Linked DNA regions of Homo sapiens: region 1 is linked to region 2. Evidence: chromatin loops called from intact Hi-C (ENCODE). Cell type or tissue: body of pancreas. All regions are shown on one strand. Each heading gives the region's core, and the rest is flanking DNA. Links, peaks and the distances in the headings are about the cores only. Region 1 has its middle 120 kb from the start of MIR4689. Region 2 has its middle 350 kb from the start of MIR4689.

What was found. Peaks named below come from ENCODE experiments on the same cell type or tissue, not always from the same donor. Only the 100,000 strongest peaks of a DNase experiment are listed, where the experiment ranks them.
Region 1: it touches region 2 in a loop (2.9-fold over the local background); 92 of 110 quality-filtered maps call a loop at or near these places.

What each region holds. Positions count from the first base shown.
Region 1 is chr1:5,743,859-5,749,220 of GRCh38, reverse strand. No RefSeq gene overlaps it. Among named protein-coding and RNA genes, the nearest start is that of MIR4689, 120 kb to the left of the region's middle. RefSeq lists an enhancer at 2,627-3,423. In body of pancreas, for the core only: a CTCF peak has its summit at 3,238 (motif pointing right); a DNase peak (open chromatin) is centred at 3,240; H3K27me3 peaks cover 1,043 bases.
Region 2 is chr1:5,511,497-5,516,858 of GRCh38, reverse strand. No RefSeq gene overlaps it. Among named protein-coding and RNA genes, the nearest start is that of MIR4689, 350 kb to the left of the region's middle. In body of pancreas, for the core only: a CTCF peak has its summit at 2,123; DNase peaks (open chromatin) are centred at 2,098 and 2,818; H3K27ac peaks cover 1,034 bases.

The sequences.
Region 1 (5,362 bases), core at 218-5,217, 230 kb before region 2:
GACGTCCCCACCCACGTGGTGTTTGTGCTCGGCTTGATGGACATTGGTTGCTGTGGCAGGGGCCCAGGACACCATGGGAGGGAGGGACTGGCCCCTGGCACCCTGTCCCAATCCTGGTGCATTGGCAGCTCCGTGTTCCTGCTGGCGGCCCCCGCCTTCCCTCCTGGCAGTGCCCATCCCAGGTCCAGAGACGTCTCCCAGTAATTGGTTTTGCTGGAGGACAGCCCCAGCCTGCAGGACTGGGAGTACCCGAGGCCCTTCTCCCAGGCAAAGGCCAGAGACGCTGGGCTGAGGAGGGTCTGAGTTTGCACCATGGGGCAGTTGCTCCTGAAGGTGCAGGGCTGGGCAGTTGTTTGAATTCCCAGTGGCGATCATGTTCTCATCTGTAAGAAAGGGCCAATATGAACCCCAGTGCTGCCGGCTCACGTGGGCTTCATGGAGGATGAAGTGAGGTGGCTGCAGCCCTCCGTGAACCGCAGCTATTATCTCTGTCCACACTGCAGTTGTGAGTCTTGCTGGGGCTGGGCGAGGGCACTGCTGGAGCCAGAGAGGACAATGTCCATTGCTCAAGAACATGGATCTTGCCCAGGCCCCTCTCTGCAGGCATCAGACAGAATCGACGGCCCTGCGGATCAGCCCAGGACTCCACGGACAGACTCCCAGAGGCTCCCACTTGGTCTTCTGCCCATGGGAGTCATTCATCCACCTCGAGGGGCGAACGGTCCTCGGGTTCAGGTTCTGAGCTCCTTAGTGCTGTGCTGTTGGGGACTTTCTGGCCACATAGGGGACTTTGCTGCATTTGGAAGACTTGCCACTTGGGGACTAGCATGTGAGCCCAGGGCCAACTGCACGCTCCCTTGTCTTCAGCGTGCACAGGGAGCTCTCCCCAGCACGAGTGATTCTGGCCCTGGCCCTTGGCTCTCCAGGACACTGTAGCCTCTCGCTCAGTATTCCGGGGTCCTGTGAACACTGTCTGGCCTCTCTAGGTCCCCAGGGGTTCACAGGCCTCACCCGCTGAGCACGCATCACCTGGAGGGGAAAGGGGGGCCCTGAATGGACACCGAGCAGGAAGGGAGTAACTGTTGAGCGCTGTGCTAGGCGCTGTGCTGAGCACTTGATGTCACACAGCCCCGCTTCGTTCCCCAACAGCCCTGCCAGGGAAGAGCTGCTACCGAGCCCATTTTACATGTGGGGAAAGGGAGGCCAGAGGTAAGGAACCTGCCCAAAGTGGTACGACTTGTAGACAGCAGGGCTAGGTTTACTCCAGGCTCTTCTGACTCCAACGCCCATTTGCTTCCCTCCTCCCTCTCCCTTTCTCCCTCCCTTCCTTTCTCCCTCCTGCCTCCCTCCCCTTTCCCTTCTCCCTCCTCCCTCCCTCCTCCCTCCCTCCATTCCTCCCTCCCTTCCTCCCTCTTTCTCCTTTCTCTCTCCCTCCCTCCTTCCTTCCCTCCCTCCCTCCTCCCTTTCTCCCTCCCTTCCTTTCTCCCTCCTCCATCTCCTTCTTCCTCCTCTCTTTCTCCCTCTCTCTCCCTCTCCTTCCTCCCTCTCCTCCTCCCTCCCTCTCCTCCCTCCCTCTCTTCCTCCCTCCCTCTGCTCCTCCCTTCCTCTCCTCCTCCCTCCCTCCCTTTTGTCCTCTTTCCCTCCTACCGTTCTTCCTCCCTCCCTTTCTGCCCTCCTCCCTCCTCCCCCCTCCTTCCTCCCTTCCTGCTGTCAGTCTATTGCACAGCCTTCTCTGCACTTGCTTGGAGAAGAGGCTCTGCCTTGGCACTTCCAGGCCTGCATAGGGGCTTGAAGCTTTCTGAGCCCCAGAGCCTTTGGTTCTTCTTTCTCTGTGCCCCCTGGATTGCACACAGGCCAGTGAGAGGGGACAGGCTGTGTCAGGTTACCTGACTTCTCTGTTAGGGATGTGAGAAGGGGCAGAGGGAGCCCTTGGTCCCCATCCAATTCACTGGGTCACTGAGTGCTGCTTCCTAAAGGCAGGCCCGTGGCAGAGGTGGCCCTGGCTCCTCACATCTGGGTAAGGGAGTGGCCTCCTCAGATGTCTCTGGTCTCCTCAGAGTTCCCTGCTGATGTTACCCCATGTGGTCTTAGAACCCTGTGGAAGATCATGGCCCATGGCTTCCTCCAGCAGGGGCCTTGGCCCCACACTGGAACTACTCAGCCCCAGCACCAGGTGGGCAGCGTGGTCCTGCTGAGCCCTGCACAGATCCACCCCGAGCTCCTCTGCTGGCTCAGGTCTGGGCTGCCGCTCAGGGAGGCAGAGGAGCAAGCCGGCTGCTGCACCTGGTGTGCTCCTGACCGGCAGCTTGGCAGGTGCGGTCCTCACCCCGCTTCTGTGCTCTGACTTTCCCGGGAAGGCGGGTCACAGTGCACACCGCTGCCTCACCATTTCAACTGTTAGTCCCCTTATTTGGAATGACAGTGACTTGCATATTTGAGGAGCTCAAGAGGGGGAAGTTTAATAAGATGCCAACAGAGTAAATGCCAGTTGCTTAAAAAAAAAGGCAATTTAAATTGTTTAGTGGATACACGTTTGGGAAGCCTGGGAAGCCTGGGAAGCCCACTTGCTGCTGCCGTCGTGGTGGGGTCTGCTCCGTGCCTGTCCAATGGCTGCTGATCAGCGGCTGCAGGCTGTTTGCTCCCAGAAATCATGCAACAGACAAAGCCGGAGGTCCTGGCACTTGGTGCGATGTTGGCTCCCCGGGGAGCCACGCTCAGACAGCACCGGCACAGACGTCATGATTGAGACCAGGGCTCAGGGTCCAGGGTCCAAGGTCCAGGTGCTGCCATCAGTGGCCTGGGGGCTGTGAATGGGATGGCAGAGCCCTTCCAGGTCTAGGACCTGGCCAGGGACCCAGTCCAGGTCAGCGTCCCTTGTCTGCAGTGCCGATTGGCTGGGCTCTGGGCAGGACAGTCCTCATTCACTTGCTTGTCGTTGGTGGCAGGACTGTCATGGCCAGAGGATCCCTGGTGCTAACTGGCCTCCCCTGTCAGCTGCTGCCTGAGCAGAAAAGGGAGCAACTACAGGGCAGCCTTTCCCGGAGCCCCCTCTTCCCTTCTGAGCGCCTGCAAAAGGTGCTGGGTGCTGGCCACGCTGCCCTGCCTGCCTGGCTCTGGCCCCCCCCAGAACCCTTCGCAGGGGCTCTCCCAAGCATGGGGAGCTCCTGGACCAGCGCCCTCCTCCTTAGGGTCTGGGAGTTAAGTCCACGTCTTGGTGCCATGCCCCATGGCTGCCACCAGGGGTCAGCAGGCCCATGGCGGGTTGCAGGGTGGATGCTGTGGCCGGAGGAGCGGCAGGGACGGGAGTTCTGAGGGGTAAAGCTGGCAGCAACCTGGACGCAGGCATTGGCTGGTGTCTTGGAGGTCAACCCTGGCCAGGCCCTCTGGCTGGCTGAGCTGTGGTCTTTAGCCACTGGGGGCATAGGGGGTGTCAGCTGCCTTGGAAGAGCTACAGGGGTCCCAGTTGCTGACGCTGGTGCCTTCTGGGGGACCCCAGGCAAAGCTCAGTGCTCATGACCGTCATGACCAAGGTGGCGTTCGGAGTCATTCCAAGCAGTCTTTAAATCCTGTGTGGCCTTGGGCCACTTCCTTTACCTCTCTGAGCCTCAGAGAACTTTCCATCTGCAAAATGGGAGAAATGATCAAAGGGCTGTTGGAAGGATCCAACGAAATAACACATGCAAAGAACTTAGCACAGGCTGGCGTGACACGGTCACGCAATAAACCGTACAATTGTCATTACTGTCATCAATAGAGTTTTCAGGGGGATCGTCCTGTCTGTCATCGTCTTCTCCAGGATGCTCCTGCTGGTTTTTAATGTTTCTAATCTCCTGTTGATTATTCTTGGGGTTTCAGCCAAATAAGTACTGCCAATTAAAGCTCTTGCTGTAGCTCCGGGTGGGGTTGCCATGGCAACGGGAGCAGAGCTTTCACTTCTTCCTTGGAATACACACACACGTGTGTGAGTCTTTTTGTGGGTTTCTGCCCGTGTGTCTAGCTGTTACCAGAACTCCCTGCCGCGGAGCCGGAGGTGGCAGGTGGGAAGAGAGAGGGAGGAAAGTGGGGCATGGGGTGGCATGTGGGGGCCCCTCCTCCTGCACGGAGCCCCCTTCAGCCTGGGAAGCCTTTGCCTGGGATGCTGCAGCCAGCGTTATGAGGGAACGAACGTGGGTTTCCCCGTGCAAACTTGCTCTGCCCCCGCAATGGCCTCAGGGGCCCTGTCCAGCCTGGTTGGCAGGATGAGGCTGTGCTGGGTGACGGACAGCCCTGCCTGAGTCTTCAGAGCGTCACAGATGTGTGTGTGCCTGTGTGTTGTCTCTGTGTGTATCTGTGTGTGTGTCTCTCTGTGTTCCTGTGTGTCTGTCTGTGTGTCTGTATGTCTTTTTCTGTGTATCTGTGTATGTGTCGTGCTTGTGTGTGTCTGTGTGTATTTCTGTGTGTGTCTGTGTGTTTGTGTGTATCTGTGTCGCTTTCTCAGTTTGTGTGTCTTTTCCTGTGTGTGTCTGTGTGTCTCTTTGTGTGTACGTGTGTGTGTCTCTGTGCCAGTGACTCTGTATCTGTGAGCGTGCGTGTGTGTTGGGGGCTTGAGTTGGTCATCAAAGCTGAATCTCAGACAGGCTACAGGATTCTAAACTCAGCTCAGGCCTGGGGTTAATTGAGGTCCAGGGAGGGGCTGAGCTGGAAGCAGAGCTGGGGGCTCACTCTGACCTCTGGCTTCTCTGAATTCCAGATGCAGTCAGCATCAGGCCTACCCCCGTGTCAGCACTGGGAGCTCCTGGAAGGAGGGCCGGCTCTTGGATGTGGGGATTGGCTGGGACTTTTTTCAGTTGAAAGGGTCAAAGTAGCGTGAGTAAAATTAAATAAATACATGGAAGAAAGAAAGAGAGAAAGGAAGGAAGGGAGGGAGGAAGGAAGGAAGGGAGGGAGGGAAGAAGGAAGGGAGGGAGGGAGGAAGGGAGGGAGGGAGGGAGGAAGGGAGGGAGGGAGGGAAGAAGGAAGGGAGGGAGGGAGGGAAGAAGGAAGGGAGGGAGGGAGGAAGGGAGGGAGGGAGGAAGGGAGGGAGGGAGGGAAGAAGGAAGGGAGGGAGGGAAGAAGGAAGGGAGGGAGGGAGGAAGGGAGGGAGGGAGGGAAGAATAAAGAAAGAAAAAGAAAGAAAAAAAGAACACCCCCCCAGGTGCACATGGAGACTCTGCGCTGGGGCCCAGTTACCCAGGGTCGAGGCCCAGCCAGCTTCACTCAGAGCTGGATCTGGGCTCTGTGAGCGTGGCAGGCCCGACTTTCTCCAGAAAAGTGTTTGGAGCCCTGTGGCTGGGCTGGAGCTGGATGTCTTCTGTAAAGGGGCAGAGCTTCTTGCTGGTAGTGT
Region 2 (5,362 bases), core at 208-5,207:
TAGAACCTTGTCCCTGATTGGTTCATCTCAGTTGCCACTCCGATGACCTTAACGCGGCATTTTTCACCTGGCAGTGCATTGGAGATGCGTGGAGAGGCTTAAAACCATGACACCCAGCCCCCACCCTGAGACCCTGATGACTGTGGCTTACAGAGGGGGCCTGGCAGCATCTCTTGGGGTGATTCTAATGGGAGCCAGGTGGAGGACGCTGGCTCCTGGCTTTTAACCACTGTGGACCACAGCCTCAGGCTTCTGTATCCATTCATGTGTGTGTGTGTGTGTGTGTGTGTGTGTGTGTGTGTGTGTGTGTGTGTTGTGGGGGAGAGGCGAGGCCGTGTCTAATCCAACTAAGTGAGGAGACATTAAATAATTTTTTATAAACTGTGTTTGTAAAAAGAACATAAATCTAGATCTTTTGAAGAAACAAATGCAGTGCTTTGTTATAAAACAACCACTGTTATATGTAAACAAACAAAATTTAATCCACTAGAGTTTACAAGACCAGTTTACTTTTGCAGAATAACTAACTTTTATACCAAAGATCAGACAAGATAGTGAGCATTTCCCAGCCTCTCATTACTTGTCAAGTACTAAGGCACCTGCAATCACCGTCTTTAATCCCTGCAACAACCCTATGGTGTGGGAGGTTTAATTACCCTCCACTTTACAGGTTGGGGGACTGAGGCCTGGAGAGGTTGCTAAGCTCACACAGCTAGTAAATGGCCCAGCCACGAAACAACTCAGGTGAGAGTAGGGAGGTGGCTTGAGGGGAAAGATGGGCTTTTGTTTTTGAGTAAGTATGCATCCTTTCAGCTGTTCTCTGTCTTACTGAAAGTATAACCCAGTCCCACACAGGTGGTGGGGGTGGGCTTCTGTTTGGTCCAGGAATTTGCCAGAGATTAGATGGGTGTTTACAGACTGGGATAGGGTAGAGAGTTCCTGATAACAGGGAGCAGACAGGTCAATTCAGAGTTTGTAGGAAGGGCACGGTCTTGGTTCAGGAAGAGCATCTATGGACGTGAAGACACAAAGGAACAGAGGCCAGCTTCCAGGGCACAGCCAGCAGACCGAGGCCAGCAACTGGGCTAAAGATAGATGACTGAGAGCCAAAGGATCTAGGGCTCCATGAACACAGGCTGGGGCGTGTAGCCGCTCTTGAGGGTGAGCTGCCATGAGATGCCTGGTGGGCCAGTGGCCACCCCCGAAGGTTCAGGGTGTGCCCTTTGGGCCATCAAAGGGATCAAGTAGAATTGTCATTGAGCCAGTTAGAGGGCCAAGGAGGCTCTGTTGAGACATCCTCTTCAGAGAAAGCAAATTGGTCATGCAAAGCACAGGTGAGCTGATGTAACAAGTGAAGTCCTGTGCTGTGGTCTGAGTATTTGTCCCCCAAAGCTCTTGTTGAAATTTGATCTCCACTGTTGGAGGCGAGGCCCGGTGGGAGGTGTTTGGGTCATGGGAGCGGGTCCCTCATGAAGGTTTTGGTGTTGTCCTCAAGGTAATGAGTGAGTTCTCCCTCTACTAGTTCCCATGAGAGCCGGTTGTAAGAAAGAGCGGGCAAACTTCCCCTGTCTCTCTTGTGTCTTCTCTCCCCTTGTGGCCTCTGCACACCTGGCTCCATTTTACCTTCCACCATGAGTGGAAGCAGCCTGAGGCTCTCACCAGATGCCCAATCTTGCCACCAGCAGAATCGTAAGTCAAATAAACTTTTTTTTTTTTTAATAAATTACTCAGCCTCAGGTATTCCTTTATAGAAATACAAACGGACTAAGACATCGTGCTTGGTGCAGGAATGGTCCAGGAGGTTTTTGACTCCAGGAAGGGACTCAGGCCAGGCTCTGGGCTTTGGATGTAAGCTCAGAGCTTACTTCCTCATTGACAAACAGTTAAGTCTATTTCGGAAACAGATATAACTTGTACCTGTGGTTTTACTAATCTCTTTATAATAGACAATATTTATAGTAATGACATGAATAATGCACATCGTTATTTTAATCAAAAGTTACACTGTTACAGAAAAAGCACATGAGACCGGAGTAGACGCTGAAATCTGGCTTTGTGAGCCCAGCCTCCTGCAAGGTCGGCCTGGGGGCCTGGCAGCTCTGCCGCCTCGCTGCGCCCCCGGTGGCCATTAGTGGAATTGCAGGCACTGCACCTGATAGGCACCAGCTGTGCAGAACTGCACTGAGATCATTTATATTCATCTAGCATTTGTGTAACTTTACTATCTCTCCTCTAGCTTTTAAACCCAGTTACTATTTCTTACTCGCTTCACTCACTCATTCTTTCATTCAACAACTATGGATGGGTTTTGTGCTTCAGGGTCTTGGTGATGGAACTCTGTTGGTGAAACAGACAACAGCCCGTCTCCATGGAACATACATTCCAGGGACCATAAAGGGAACAGAGCAGGCTTGTCCAAGGACCAGCCAGAGGTCCAAGCAGTGAGAGGACAAGAGCAGGAGGAACAGAGGTGCAAAGGAGGACTGAGAGGAGAGGAGTTCCTGTTTAAATCCACCCACAGAGGGAAGTCATTGTTGGCTTTAAGCCCAGTTGTGACCTGACACTCATTGCTTTGAGAATTCTGCATGGCCTGCTCTGCAGAGAATGGATGGTAGAGGGGGAGGCGGAAGAGGGAAATCCTATAGGAGGCTGCAGCAGACGGCTTTGGGCTAGGGTGGCCGCTGTGATGGAGAGGGAGGGGTGGATGGAGAGAAAACCTAGATGTGGAATGGCAGGTGCAGGATTGGATGCGGGAAGGGTAGGGGAGAAGCAGACTGGCTGTGCAGGTGCTCGGAGGAGGCAGGGAGACTGGGAGGGGTTGGGGGAGGGTGTGTCCCTTATGTTCTAAACACAAAGCCTGCCAGGCTTTTGGTTAATGTTTGAAAAAGAGAAGTGTCAGGCCTAAGAGGAGCGGCTGCTTTCTTGTGGTGTGTAAACAGAAGCCTCTTAGGAGGACTGAAATTTTGGAAGGGGTGGCATACTGTCTGTCAGACAAAAAGTTTGCTCAAGATCCTGAAACTGTGACCCTCAGGTGCTGCCAGGGCGGTCAGATCACTGGACCTGCAGGAAAAGACTGCTCACTGTCACATGCCCCTTATGGCCACCATGGAGCTACAGACACAGCCTCCCCCTCCAACAGCCTCCGGATGGCATGGGCTGCACTGGCCAGTGGTTGAGGCCTGAGGCTGCCGTTGGTGAGCTGAATTGGGCTTGGTGTACCATTCCCTGCACTGGGGCCTGAGTGAAGACCATACTTCCTTGGCTTCATCCCCAGGTCCACACCCTGTCCTTTGTGGTCTTACGGCTCCAATATGGAAATGAACCATGAGAAGAAGTGCCACAGGGACAAGAGGGACAATGGGGACAAGGCCACCCCAGGCAGATGGGACCCTTTCCAGCAGGGGCCAGCCCCCGACCATCCTGCACCTCCAGCCGATCAGCAGGGATGCTCACAGAGGGGGCCAGACATCATAAGAGCAGGGCTCTTGGAGCAGCCGGCGCCAGACAGCCCAGGACAGCTTCAGCCTTGTCCTTGCACCTTGCAGGGACCCAGAGCCCACCTGGATCCTGACCGCTTGTGTGTCTCATCCTCAGGGGCTGGCGGCGCAAGCTCTATGTCAGTTGGGTCCTCTGAGAAGCTGACGCCAAGCTGAGATGAGACATGCAGGGTAAAGGGAGGGGCAAGTGTCTAGGGTGGGGCTTGGGGCCATGACTGGCTTCTCTGCTCCAGGTCCTAGGAGGCCAACATCAAGTCATTGGCCAGCCTGGGCTCCTATCTGGAGGCTCTGAGGGAGGTTCTGTTTCCTTGCTCATAAGGGTTGTCGGTGGAATTCAATTCCTGGTGGCTGTAGGACTGAGGTCTGCCTCCTGGTTGGTTGTAGCCAGGCTTGTTCTCAGCTTCTAGAGGCCTCTTGCATTCCCCAGATCACAGCCCCCTTTCTCCATCCTTACAGCCAGCAATAGCAGGTTGAGTCCTTGACACTCTTTGAATCTTTCTAACCTCCCCTTCTGCTTCCCTTCTCCTGCTCCAGCCAGAGAAAGTTCTCTGCTTTTAAGGTCCTGTGAGATGAACTTGAGCCCACCCAGCTCATCCGGGATAATCTGTTTTAAAGCCCGTATCCTTAATTATACCTGCCAAGTCCCTTTTGCCATGTGCTGTACCATATTCACAGGTTCAGAAGGTGGGGACATCCTTAGGGGGACAGAATTCTGTCTACCACAAATGTAGAGCATGACCCTGGAGGCAGCATTTGCTTATTTATTGTGCAAATATTTATTGAGCATCTACTGCATGCCAAGTTCATGCCATGCTGAAAAGCATAGTCCTGTCTTTATAGGGTGCATAGTTGGGCACTAGGATGGTGGAAGAGAGAATGGAGGGCCCTCTGGAGATGACAAGTGCTCTGAACAAAGGCAGAAGTCTTGAGTCCAGCATGTGGCCCAGCTGGCACCTGCAGAGAGGAGGCAGGATGAGTGACCACAGGAGGATGGACTCACTATGGGGCTCAGCTGAATGGTGGAAGCTTCTGGGCCTGCTTTGCTGTGCAGGGCAGTTTTCATGGCCCCCACCTGATTTCAGACAGTTCTGCCTGGCATCAGAACTGGAAGGGACTTCAGAAGTTATTAAGTTCCAGTGTTTTCAAAAGAAACCTCCTTCAGGAGATATACGACATTTTTTTTTAAGAAGAGCAGCTTGGCTTGAAGCTGGGGGTTACAGAGAAGGTGTGGGGAGCCTCCTGCCTGAATGGCAGGAGTGGGGGAGTGGGGACAGACCACCATCCATGAGGCTTCTCAGCTGAAGCCCCGCACTCTTTAGGATGCAGTTTGAAAACTAAGGGAAATCGCGGCCTGGAGAGAAGAATTTTCTCAAGTTCATTCATCTACCTAAAAACAATCCAGACTCCTAGTTCAGCAGGGTGCTGATGACTCAATTATAACTTTTTATAGCTGGGGTGGGGTTGGAAAACCAATTTGTCTTCGTAAGATCACTTCCAGGCATTTAGAAATTCTGTATATAATGATGCTTCCCCCGCCCCACTACCAATTTTAATTACAATCTCCTTCTGCCTCTATTCCAAGAGTTAAAGATGTGGAACTCAGGAAATTCCTCACAAAATATTTTTGATGCTCTTTTTCTAAGAGCCTGGCTTGAAGAGATGATCTTCCTTTCTCTCTCTCCCTCCCTCCATTTCTCTCTTTCCCTCTCTCTCTCTCTCACACACACATGCGCACACACACAGCCTCTGCCTCATGTGCTTTTGCCACTCCTGAAGGAGGGTGATGTGTGGGCACACAAGGGCAACACCCAGCCTTGCACTGCGACACCAGTCTGCAGATCCACTCTTGGGAATGTGTTTTTGTT